Regions from separate parts of the Mus musculus genome. Here region 1 is linked to region 2. Evidence: chromatin loops called from intact Hi-C (ENCODE). Cell type or tissue: gastrocnemius. All regions are shown on one strand. Each heading gives the region's core, and the rest is flanking DNA. Links, peaks and the distances in the headings are about the cores only. Region 1 overlaps Arid1b (AT rich interactive domain 1B (SWI-like)). Region 2 overlaps Arid1b (AT rich interactive domain 1B (SWI-like)).

Region 1 (5,377 bases), core at 231-5,230, 120 kb after region 2:
TTGAGAGAATGTGTAGTTTGTGCCTGAACTCGTTGCCATTATTGCTGGCAGCCGTGTGACAGCAGCAGTTTCTAATGCATTTTCTTGTACTTGTCAACTCACTGTTCTTCTCTTGCCTTTCTCCCGTCCACCCCATCCCTGCCCCCATGCCTGCCACCACATACTCCTGACACCAGAAGTCCAGCTCTTCCTCCACCACTGGGGAGAAGATCACGAAGGTCTATGAGCTGGGGAATGAGCCGGAGAGGAAGCTGTGGGTCGACCGTTACCTAACGTTCATGGAAGAGAGGGGCTCCCCGGTGTCCAGTCTGCCAGCAGTGGGCAAGAAGCCCCTGGACCTGTTCCGACTGTATGTCTGCGTCAAGGAGATTGGAGGTTTGGCGCAGGTGAGCCTCCGTCGGGCGGAGTGCTGCAGGCAGGCCTTTGGGCGCACTGCTCGGTTCGGGATGTTGTGTTTGGCCTCTGACTTTTCTAAGCCTGTAGGCTGGTCCCCCTCCTAAGACTCTGTAGTGCTCGGAGGGAGCTACAGTTCCTGACTCTGCTACCCACTCCTGTGGCCTCAATTCCCTCATCCGTCCTAGACCAGCAGACCTTTTTCCCAGGCAGCTCTAAGATTCTCTGGTTACAAATGACTAAATTCGTCATAGATCAGATACAAATCAAATCACAAATCAGATACAATCACTATATTTCTATATCCAGAGCAACTTATAAATTCAAACTGCACATAGTGGGACTTGCCTATAATTCCATAGTTGGGAGGAAGAAACAGAAAGATCAGGAATTCAAAGACAGCTGCAGCTATGTGAGACCCTGCCTCAAAAGAAAGCAGAAAGGGCAATTCAGCTGTAAGAATAAAGCCATGCTTACAGCTCCTGGATAGCTACAGTAACCCCCAGGGCTTACTGGGTGAGCAGGCCACACACCCAGGAATAGAGTTCAAGGTGAGGCTCACCTTTTGTCTGTGCAAAAGCCCACCATTGCTTGTTGTGTCAGAATGTTCCCCTAAACCCCTGTATCCCTGACACTCCACTTTGTTCACCCCATTATTTTTGCTGAGGGGTCTGGTTGAAGTAGGGGTGTACCTCATCTCACCATGGCCTTTATCTGGGTGTACTCACAAGGCACAGGTCACTAACCTTGGGAATTGATGAGGAAGCTCGTGTATAACTAAATAAATTACAATAATGTCCCCACCCGAGTGTGTGGCGGGTAAGCTCCTGCCATGACTGGGGATCTCCTGTGGACTCTAAAGACTCCAGGTCCCCACCCTAGATCAATTCTGTGACGCTGGCTGGGTCCCCAGAAGCCTAATAGGCAGATGGAATGAGACAACAAACACCCCACCAAAGCAACCTGTCACCCTATGTCTCTGGGGTTCTGGGGTGCAGGGCAGACCTTCACTAGTGTCTGGACCCTTTAGGTGCCTGCCCCCCACAGGACTGAGGCCTATAACTAGATCCACTAGAACTCGGGTCTAGCTCTTCGGAATCTCAACATGTGCTGGGTAGAGCACCTCTCCCCTGTCTCCCTATGCCTCTGCCTCTCCCACTCTGCTTAGCTCTCCTAGGCTGGACTCTAATGCAAATCTCCAAGACTAAAGCACTAGAATCCAGGCATCAGGTGGCATGTGTGGCTGTGGTGTGTGTGGCTCTGGTCTGGCTCCCTGAGTCACGCCAGTGTATTTAAGCAGATTACGGCTGCACACAAGCAACTCTGCAGCTTAGCCAGTGCACACCCAGGGGACACCACCAATGCTGTCCCACACCAACAAGGTCATATCCTAGCACTCTGGTTGGCCATCTCTGAAGCAGCTGTGACCTGCTGTTTGCACCCACTTTCGTTAAGTGCTGAAAGATGTATTTCCCAGAGCAATCCAGCAGTGTGTTTATTGTTGTGACTATTTAGTACTACGTAAATGGATGTAAAGAGCCTTGTGCCAAAGTTTAGATCCATAAATTCATTAATTCATGACCATTGCAAGCTACTCAACATAGTACCTGTCCAAAGACACAAGCTTCCTTCTTCCCTGAGTTATTTGTGTGTTCATGTTTCATTCATGACTTTAAGTTCTTACTTCCCATTCCAAGTTGGAATGAGAAAGTTGAAGCAATGCATCTATGTACCTGTGCCCTTCCATGAACGCTCGCGCGCGCACTCACACACACATACACACCTTCTCTTGGAAGGCTGATGGAAACCCTGTAGGACACACACAAACCACTCAGCTGCTGGCCGACACTCCAGCCAGGGAGAAGTAAGCACTTGTGTGCTCAGCCCACAAGGAGCCTCAGTGAAAGCCTTGTGGGAGACTGTATCCCGAGTCACAGGCTCACACTCTGGCTGGTGGGAGGAAGCATTACTTTTTCATGTAAGAATGGTGCCGTTATTATAGTTAAGGCACACTTTTCTTTTAAAGATTAGGGGTGTGAGAGAGAGAGAGAGAGAGAGAGAGAGAGAGAGAGAGAGAGAGAGAGAGTGTGTGTGTGTGTGTGTGTGTGTGTGTGTGTGTGTGTGTTGGGTTCTCCATTCATCGGGGGCTCAGAAATCTGGAAGCTCTTATTCAAGTCTATAGGAGCCGTAGCAGGCAGAGACCCCAGCAAGTGGGCTTTTATGTAACCATCAGCAGGTTCCTTAATGGTTTTATGGCTGTAAATGCTGTCTGTGTGCTGCTGAGTGGGAGTGATGAGCATTAGTTAAAAGAAGCAAATGAAAAAAGTAAGCCAAGACATTAAGTGCTTGTTTGTCTCCAGGCTTTAAACAAGCCACTTTGCCACGAACCAACCATCCTGCCCATTTTTTTGCTAGGTTAATAAAAACAAGAAGTGGCGTGAGCTGGCAACCAACCTGAACGTTGGCACTTCCAGCAGCGCAGCCAGCTCTCTGAAAAAGCAGTATATTCAGTACCTGTTCGCCTTTGAGTGCAAAACTGAGCGCGGGGAGGAGCCCCCACCTGAAGTCTTCAGCACCGGGGATTCGAAGAAGCAGCCAAAGCTCCAGCCGCCATCTCCTGGTAAGAGCAGTGCTCCAGCTGGGCCCAGCAGAGTGGGCCTGGGACCAGGCTGAGCCAGAGCTCCAGAGCCAGGAGAGGACCCACCCCCAGCAGAGCTCAGGCCCTCAGAGAAGGACAGAGTGCTGCAGGGTGTGGTGCTGCCCTGCCTGTCAGACCGTGCCTCCCATCATCTCATCAGAGTAGACTTAGAGTCCTGAGCCACATACCTCTGTGTGTAACACAAGGATTTAAGAATAGCCATCTCTCTGGATGGAGTAAACACCTTCATGAACCCACTCTGGTATTTCACAGTCTGGGTGGCGCCACCTTCAGGCCCAGTGACTGGCTTGCACTACCTCTTCTGTCTGGGCCACTCCAGTTTGTACTTTGAAAAATAAAATCTGGACTCAGGTTCTGCTGTCACCCGAAGGGAATCCCCGCCAGTGCTGAGGCAAAGGCTGTCGGGTGCATCATGGGGACCAGGTGTACAGGCAGCTCCTTCCTGCCCCTGCACCCACACAGTGGATAAGGTCACTCTATCTTCTGGCATTCCTCCCACACCCCACACCCCCGCCCTTAGACTTTGAAGTGTGAGATTACCACATGCTGTAAGCTGGCAAATCCAGTGTTAGAGACAGGGAAATCAGCCCCCTGCCCGGTTCTGCATGGTGGCCTCACTCAGGTAACACCCCGCCCCCCATTTCTGGTTGCTGGTCACTGGTCATCACAGATCCCACTTAAGGCTAGTTCCCTGCAGCATTGGTGGCACCCTGCCGCTGCTGTGTAAGGTGGGGCCTGCGCACACTCAGCAGTCACTGCTCCTGTTCTGAGGCTAACTGAAAGCCCATGTTTGTTGAGCAAATGCAGTATGCTAGGAGTCTCCTGTTTACTGCACTGTTCCAGCACAGCCCGTGTCCTATCACACCTCCAGCAACACTTTAAAAAATGAAGTTTAAAACCAGCGCTGGCATAAATACCTGTTGCTCACTGTGCCCGATACGATCTTCTGATTCTTCCCTTCTCGTGGCGCTCCACGCAAGACAGCGGTCCCTCGGTGTTTTCCCGCCCTTTCCAGGTCCCTGTTTGAGCACCAATCTGTAGTACCACGGCCTGCCTGAACCAGGTATTCCTGGAAGGCAGGCTGGGGCTGAAAGAGAGAGACTAGACGGCGAGGAAAGAATGAAGCCAAGACAAGTTTTCTCTGATCAAGGCCCTCGAGTTTACTAAGACAATGTGCTTATAAAAGGGGGGCGGGGGAGGCCCATCCCCGCCAATCCATTCTTGGTGCCTGAAGCCAGCCTGTAGGCGATGGGCAGGATAGGATGTGTCTCCAGAATGTCTCAAGGGTCTCTCAGCAGGTAGCAGAGTCTCAGAGTTGGGCAGCGGTAGTTGACATAACAATATAGCCATCTCAGTTGGAAGGCTGCACCCCAGGTGATCTCATTTTTTAGAGGCAGCAAAGTCTGAATCAGCCTGCTTCAAGGCTGGGGGCGGCTACATTTACTTCTCAGTCCGTAAGGTTCCCATGAGCCCTGGTGCAGGTGCAGTATTGATGTCCCCAAGACAGTGAAGGTAGATAAGCTCTTAGGACCCCAAAGCTACCCCATGATACTGCAGGAACCCTGTTTGGGGCTTTTTGATCATATGTTGGACACAAACTCACTCGATGCCTTAGCCTAGAAGGAAATGCCTTTGAAGCAGGCCCAGTGTTTACATCAGAATCTAGAGAAAGAACTCTGTTCCCTTGTAATTGATTCTCTGGTGCCAGTCAGCATCAACGAGCAGCCAGCCATGCACTGCCCTGCCCATCCTTAGACGGAGGTCCAGTTCTAAGAAGGAAACCCTCCTCGGCAGCCTCACCCTTAATGACCCCAAACATTGACCACTCAGGACATACCTGAGCACGGGACAGGCTGATTTTAAAAACCACACATTACATTCAGCTCACAGACTTAAAGAATTGGTCTGTGAACAGCCCTGAACTGTTCTTCCAAAATAACACCCCAGTGGGGTGCAGGGTCCAAAGCAGTGGTGTCTGCAAAGATCTAAAGATACGTTTATTTGTCAGGAAAGAGCCTGTGTCCCTGAATGGCTTGCACTTGTGTGTGGAGAATAGCGCTCCCAGCATGCCTGAGGCTCAGAACAGGAAGCCCTGCTGGGGTACAGGTCCTGCAGAAAGTGGAGGCCTGCTCTCCGAGCAGCCAGCACTTTCCTTTCCCCAGTTTAGGACAGCTACCCTTATAGCGGCAACATTATCATTTTACCTGCACAGAGGAACTGGACTTGATCGACCCATCTTGGTCCAGATGTAGCAAGGTCCTGCTGTGACCTGGGGACAGTAGGAGCAAAGCTTCCTGATGCTGCCTGTGCAGTCAGTGTCCACTC
Region 2 (5,377 bases), core at 273-5,272:
ATTTATTGTTATCATTATTTGTCTTTTTCCCATTTAAACATATTCAGGGCATAGTAGTTCTGTGTAGCAGCACACAGCATGTGGGCAATTGTGTTTTTCTGTTGCCAGATAACGGAGCCACTAAGCAGTTGTTCTAGAATCATCCTTGAACTGCATGTGAGCTGCACATGTACGTGGAGAGAGAAGAGATTAATAAGTGAAAGAGGAATGCTAGCAAAGATTCCTGTTTCTAATGTGCTTATAAAATAAAAGCTAGAAAAGCTCCGACGCTGATGCAGTAAGAACCAGTTCCATTACTTTTAGCAATGGCTGCAAGGAAAACATGGCAGGCGGCCCACTCTGAGCTGCTGGTGTTTATTTGGGGGAGGGGTAAAAAGGGGTGGGAGAGAGACTGAATTGGCCTGCACTGTCTAAAATCCTAAGATGCAGTTGAGAGAGCAGGTTATTGGTTGGTATTTGCTTTGCCTTAATGTAGATAAAAGTGCAGTCACTGGAGTAAGATTTTACTTCTGGGCCCAGCCAAGTAAGAACATAGCAAATACTGTAAGTAGAATTATATTTTTGTTCCTTGGACATGGGTATACGTCAAATTTGTCTTTTTATAAAAGTACCAAAATTCCTTGTGAGAATACTATCGTGTCTAAGATCCCCCCCCCCCCCCGGCCTGTTTCCTTTGAGCTGCACAGCAGCTCATTTGGGTAACTTCGTTTCTCCCATCACATCCTAGAATTGGAGATAAAAATTATATCACTTTAATATTTAATTATGCTAAAGATACAGTGTCTCTAATCCTTGGAGAAAATAATGGATTATTCTTTATTATGGTTATTCAAATGGAAAACTAGGCCTGGCTTACTCCTTACCCTGTTATTCTGAAATAAATGCAGGTACATCAAATATTTAAATATACAACAGTAAGCATGAACCTATTAAGAGAAACCAGATGAAAAATTCTAATCCTGGAGGAGGAAAGATTTCTTTTTCTAGTTGTAGCTCTAGGCGATGTAGAGGAGACCTACGATGTCAGGCCTCGGACTTTCGGCTTCTGACTTAGCCCTGCTTCTGAAATGGACTGCAGCGCCTGCACTTCTCCGTGTCAGAGCTCTTGAAAACTGAGTTCTTCAGTACTGCCTAGTGTAAACGTTCTTTGTATATCTACATCCAACTTAATATACTCTTCTAATTTGACATGATGTTAACTAATGATACAGTTTGCAATCAGTATCTAAGGGCTGTGTCACAGATTACTTCCTTAAAACAGATTTCTCTTAGATAGACTCGCGGTGGGCACGGACGTGCCTGAGAGTACTCACACCACAGGGGCAGCTTCTGGGTGTCTCTGTTCTGTTGTCATTAGGTGGTGCTTGTTCTTTACTTACTGAAAGTGTCCAGGCGTCTGCTCTGCCCATGAGTGCTGGCTGCTGCACTCTGCATCATGACCAACATCAAAGATACCTGCATACAATCATCACATTATTAATGATAGTCAGTGCTATTTGTGTTACTGTTCTATGTTAACCAATTACTTTTAATTAACCAGGATCCTCTGTAGTAAATAAGTAAACCTACATTGTAAGGCAATGAACAACAGTAAGTTGCTCTGCCTGCAGGCAAGCAATTATTGATGCCTTTCCCCATTTCTTGGGCGTGTTCGTAATGCACAAGATGAACCACCCCTGTTTGTATGTATATGCTACTTTTGTTCTTGATTTTTTTTTTATTGAATAGCGTATTTACACAAATAGGTTTTCTTGATCTGTTTTTAGTATTGATCTTTTTTTTTTTTTTAACAATTTATTAATGTGTGAGTGGCGAGAGCACCTGTACCAGGGCTTACATTTGCAGGAGGCCACCCACAGGAATAGTTCTGTCCTTCTACCATGGGTCGGTTCTGGGGATCAAGTGCGGGTCCTGGAGCATGGCTGCCAATTAGTATTCTGTGTTCTCTGGGTGCTTTATGTGGGAACTGGGAAGGAGTTTAAAGTGAGGAAGGGACTCCTGCTCAATTCTGCCTCTCAGCTCCTGTGTCACAGCCTTTCCGGGCGGACAATCCTGGAGTTGTGGGATTTGATGGTTTAGGACAGCTCAGAGGGTCAAGGGTTTGGCTCCTGCTATCACTGACCTTGGTGCTGTGTGTGCTCTGAAGTCCTCTACAGATGGGATCTTTGTAGGCACACATGCCAGCCAGCATTTTCCATCAACTCCTTAGACATCAGTGTGGCCGGGCCTCAGCCTCGGCTTTGGTATTTATTCATTTGCTCAGTCATTCAGTCTTTTAGTTGTCCGTCTGTTTAAATGTGCATGCAGTTTTGCCTACATTTATGTCTGTGTATAATGTACATGCCTAGTGGCTTCCGAGGGTGTCAGATTCTCCTGAAGCCAGACTTGCAGAGAGTTGTGAGCCTTTAGTTGTATGCTGGGACGTGAACCCCGATCCTGTGGAAGAACAGCTTGGGCTAACCTCCAGCCTGTTTTGTTCTCTTAAGCTTCTGTCCTCACACTTGTGTCCTGGAGGAGCCCTTGAGAGTTTTCTGCCTTCTGCAGGTCAGCTGCACTACACCCTAACTGCACTTTGTGTACGCCTGCAGCTGTTTTTTGGGTTCTTGTTTCTGTTTTGTTTGTTGTTTGTTTGTTTTTCGAGACAGGGTTTCTCTGTATATCCCTGGCTGTCCTGGAACTCACTTTGTAGATCAGGCTGGCCTCGAACTCAGAAATCCGCCTGCCTCTGCCTCCCGAGTGCTGGGATTAAAGGCGTGCGCCGCCATGCCCTGCACCTGCAGCGTTCTTTTGGTGATTACGTTCACGAGTCTTAACTCTCCACAGAAGAAATGGGAACAAATGCGTAAGGATGCTTACGTACATTCACTTGGGTGTTTACGGGGAAACTCCCCTCCATGTTTGGAGACCTTAAGCATGAGCCTTGTATGGATCAAATGTGCAGAATGTCTTTCTTGATGAATGTTGGAAGGTGTTTCTTTTGAGGAGTTTGTAATGCAGATTACAGCAGACATGAAGAGTCAACACTTTAATACCAGTGCACACCTTCCGGTTCCAGCAAGTCTTTCTACTGAAAACATACTGTATTGTTTTCCAGTCACACGTTTTTTTCCCCTTTAACTTAAAGTTAGTGTCGCTTCATAGCCAAATTAAATACATTGGCAAATAGCTAAAAATTAATCATGTATCAGATCAATACAAGCATACTTCAGTTTTATATAGATAGTTTCTGGCTGATGAGACACAAAGTGGTTATCAACCTTTCTCTGAACATTTACTTTAGAGTGTATGACAGGAGTAACACAGGACATGGGTTCCCAGTAAGTCTACTGGTCTGAAGGGCTCCTTGAGACTTGGCATACTCCACTGCTCCCACTAGAGGGCTTCCTTCCAGCAGAGACACATGCTCTGAGAGCAGCAGGAAATCCTGCCTAGGACATTGCTATTCCCTTGAGAGGAAATTGAGACTAACCTCCTGGATTTTAGGTAGTATTTTTTTCATCTATAGGTGCTAACATTAAAGCCTCATAGAACAGAGAATGTTAGACAGTAAACGAGGGTGTGTATGTTTTAAACCCATAGTATTTGAAGGAAACAGGTTTGTGAAGTTGCTTAGGTGAAATGAGTTTTTTAAAAGCCTGGTAAGGGGTTTTGAAATACCCTTTAGCCTGGCTAGAGAGAGAAGCAGGACTGGAGGCTGAAGCGGCCTTGCGAACAGTCACATGGGGCTCTAAATTCCACAGAAAGCGCTGCTCTCACCTCCCGTTGTCAAATATAGTAAAGCCTTATCTTTAAATAGATATTCTATTTGCTACTGATTTTTTTTTTCTACTTGACTTTTAAAATCTGTTAAAATATGCAGAACTCACTCTGTAGATACCAGTCTCGGCTTTACTGTGCTCAGCAGTAATTGTATGTATGTGAAAATACCCACATCAGGGTTTAGTGTCCTTGAGGGACAGAGGCTGGCAAGATAGGATCTATGAGTGCAGCTCACAAGCAGACGTCCTAGAATGCCCACAGTAGTTACCTCGGCAGGGCTTTCCCCAAAGGCTTTTAGCTGAAGTCTTCGGTGTTCATTTGGAATTGCAATCTTAAAAATATTTGCGGTCAGCAGCTTGGTGTTGTACAAGGCAGGGCTCAGGAAATCAAAGATGAAGCTCTTGTGCGTGTGTGGGAGGGGGAACCTAAGCTAAAATCTATGCTATGGCTTGTTTCTAAATCTAACAGTTAGCGTTGGAAATTGGAGTGTAAACAGAAATGGTGTTAGTGGATCTTCCCATGATTTTCCACTCTAGTTGAGCCAACATCTCAGTCTTTAGCCCAAAATCATATTTGATATCAGCAACATATGGTTTCCATCACAAAGTAGCTGCTCATCTTGTCAGCCCAGCACCCAGTCTACCATCTTTCTGGTGGGGCGGGGCGGGGTGGGGTGGGGTTGGCCAGGCTCTGACCTTCCTAGGTGGCTCCTCTTTAACCCTTTCATTTTCATGCTGCAGTCAGTCTTCCTTGGTACTGTTGTCATTGGCAGCACTGTTGTCATTGGCATGGCCTATGTACACTTGTGTTCCAGGCCAGTCACAGGCTCATCCTGATTTCAGCCCCACGGCCCCACCTCCCAGATGCTGAGCACCCAGACTTTCTCTTCCTTTCCTTGTTCTTTTCCTTCATATTGGCTCTTTTTAGTAGCCAAACTTAAGAGCTTTATACACCAGACTGAATAATTACGTTTTTTAAAAAAACAGTAATTATCAATACACATCTCATTCCATGCAGCTTTTAAATTCATGTTAATGAGCTCTGTCGTCTCTTGCACAAGACTGACAGCCAGTTTTGAAGTTCTGCCATCTTTTTACAACTTGCTGCCTAGACTCTGCCTGCCTCTCCCAGAGCACTGTTCTCAAGACCTCTTGCTCTGTAGCATTCCAGAGCCTGGCTCTGCCCACTCTGCTGTGAGCAAGGACAAGAAGCTACTAGCATCAGCAGGGTGGCCAGCATGATGGTTGGTTTTCTGAGTACAACTTTCCCCCTTGCTATCCTGTCTCTCAGTAACAAGTTAAAGAGCCTGTGCAGCATCGTGGCATGTGAGCAGGATGGCCCTGCTGAGGATTGGCACCCACACACATTGAGGCGGGTGGGTCCTCTCAGTGCAGAGCACTAGCCCCGAGAGAACTCACCGAGCCCCTCTTGACCTCCTCCCAGGGGCTGGCTCACCTGGCTCAGGGCTGTCCTCAGAGGGGGTCTTGATCGTACCTAAATCATTTCTTTCACTACCACTGCGGGTTGACGTCTGGGCCTCAGAGGATGAATCGGCCTTTGGACTCAAGGTGTGTGGCCTGGTGTGGTTTATCATGCAGGACTTTGCTGCTCTAACCAG

The links. A loop is a pair of places that touch in the nucleus more often than their neighbours do. Peaks named below come from ENCODE experiments on the same cell type or tissue, not always from the same donor. Only the 100,000 strongest peaks of a DNase experiment are listed, where the experiment ranks them.
Region 1: it touches region 2 in a loop (2.7-fold over the local background); 8 of 42 quality-filtered maps call a loop at or near these places.

What each region holds. Positions count from the first base shown.
Region 1 is chr17:5,318,465-5,323,841 of GRCm38, forward strand. It overlaps Arid1b (AT rich interactive domain 1B (SWI-like)), which reads left to right. Exons shown (of 20, transcript NM_001085355.1): 12 at 177-386; 13 at 2,809-3,013. Among named protein-coding and RNA genes, the nearest start is that of Gm29050, 90 kb to the right of the region's middle. In gastrocnemius, for the core only: a CTCF peak has its summit at 3,330 (motif pointing left); a DNase peak (open chromatin) is centred at 3,463; H3K27ac peaks cover 97 bases.
Region 2 is chr17:5,198,681-5,204,057 of GRCm38, forward strand. All of the region lies in intron 4 of Arid1b (AT rich interactive domain 1B (SWI-like)), which reads left to right. It overlaps Gm34854 (a long non-coding RNA gene), which reads right to left. Exons shown (of 3, transcript XR_876354.3): 3 at 1,059-1,455. Among named protein-coding and RNA genes, the nearest start is that of Gm34854, 23 kb to the right of the region's middle. In gastrocnemius, for the core only: a CTCF peak has its summit at 3,362 (motif pointing right); DNase peaks (open chromatin) are centred at 323 and 3,378; H3K4me3 peaks cover 216 bases; H3K27ac peaks cover 1,363 bases.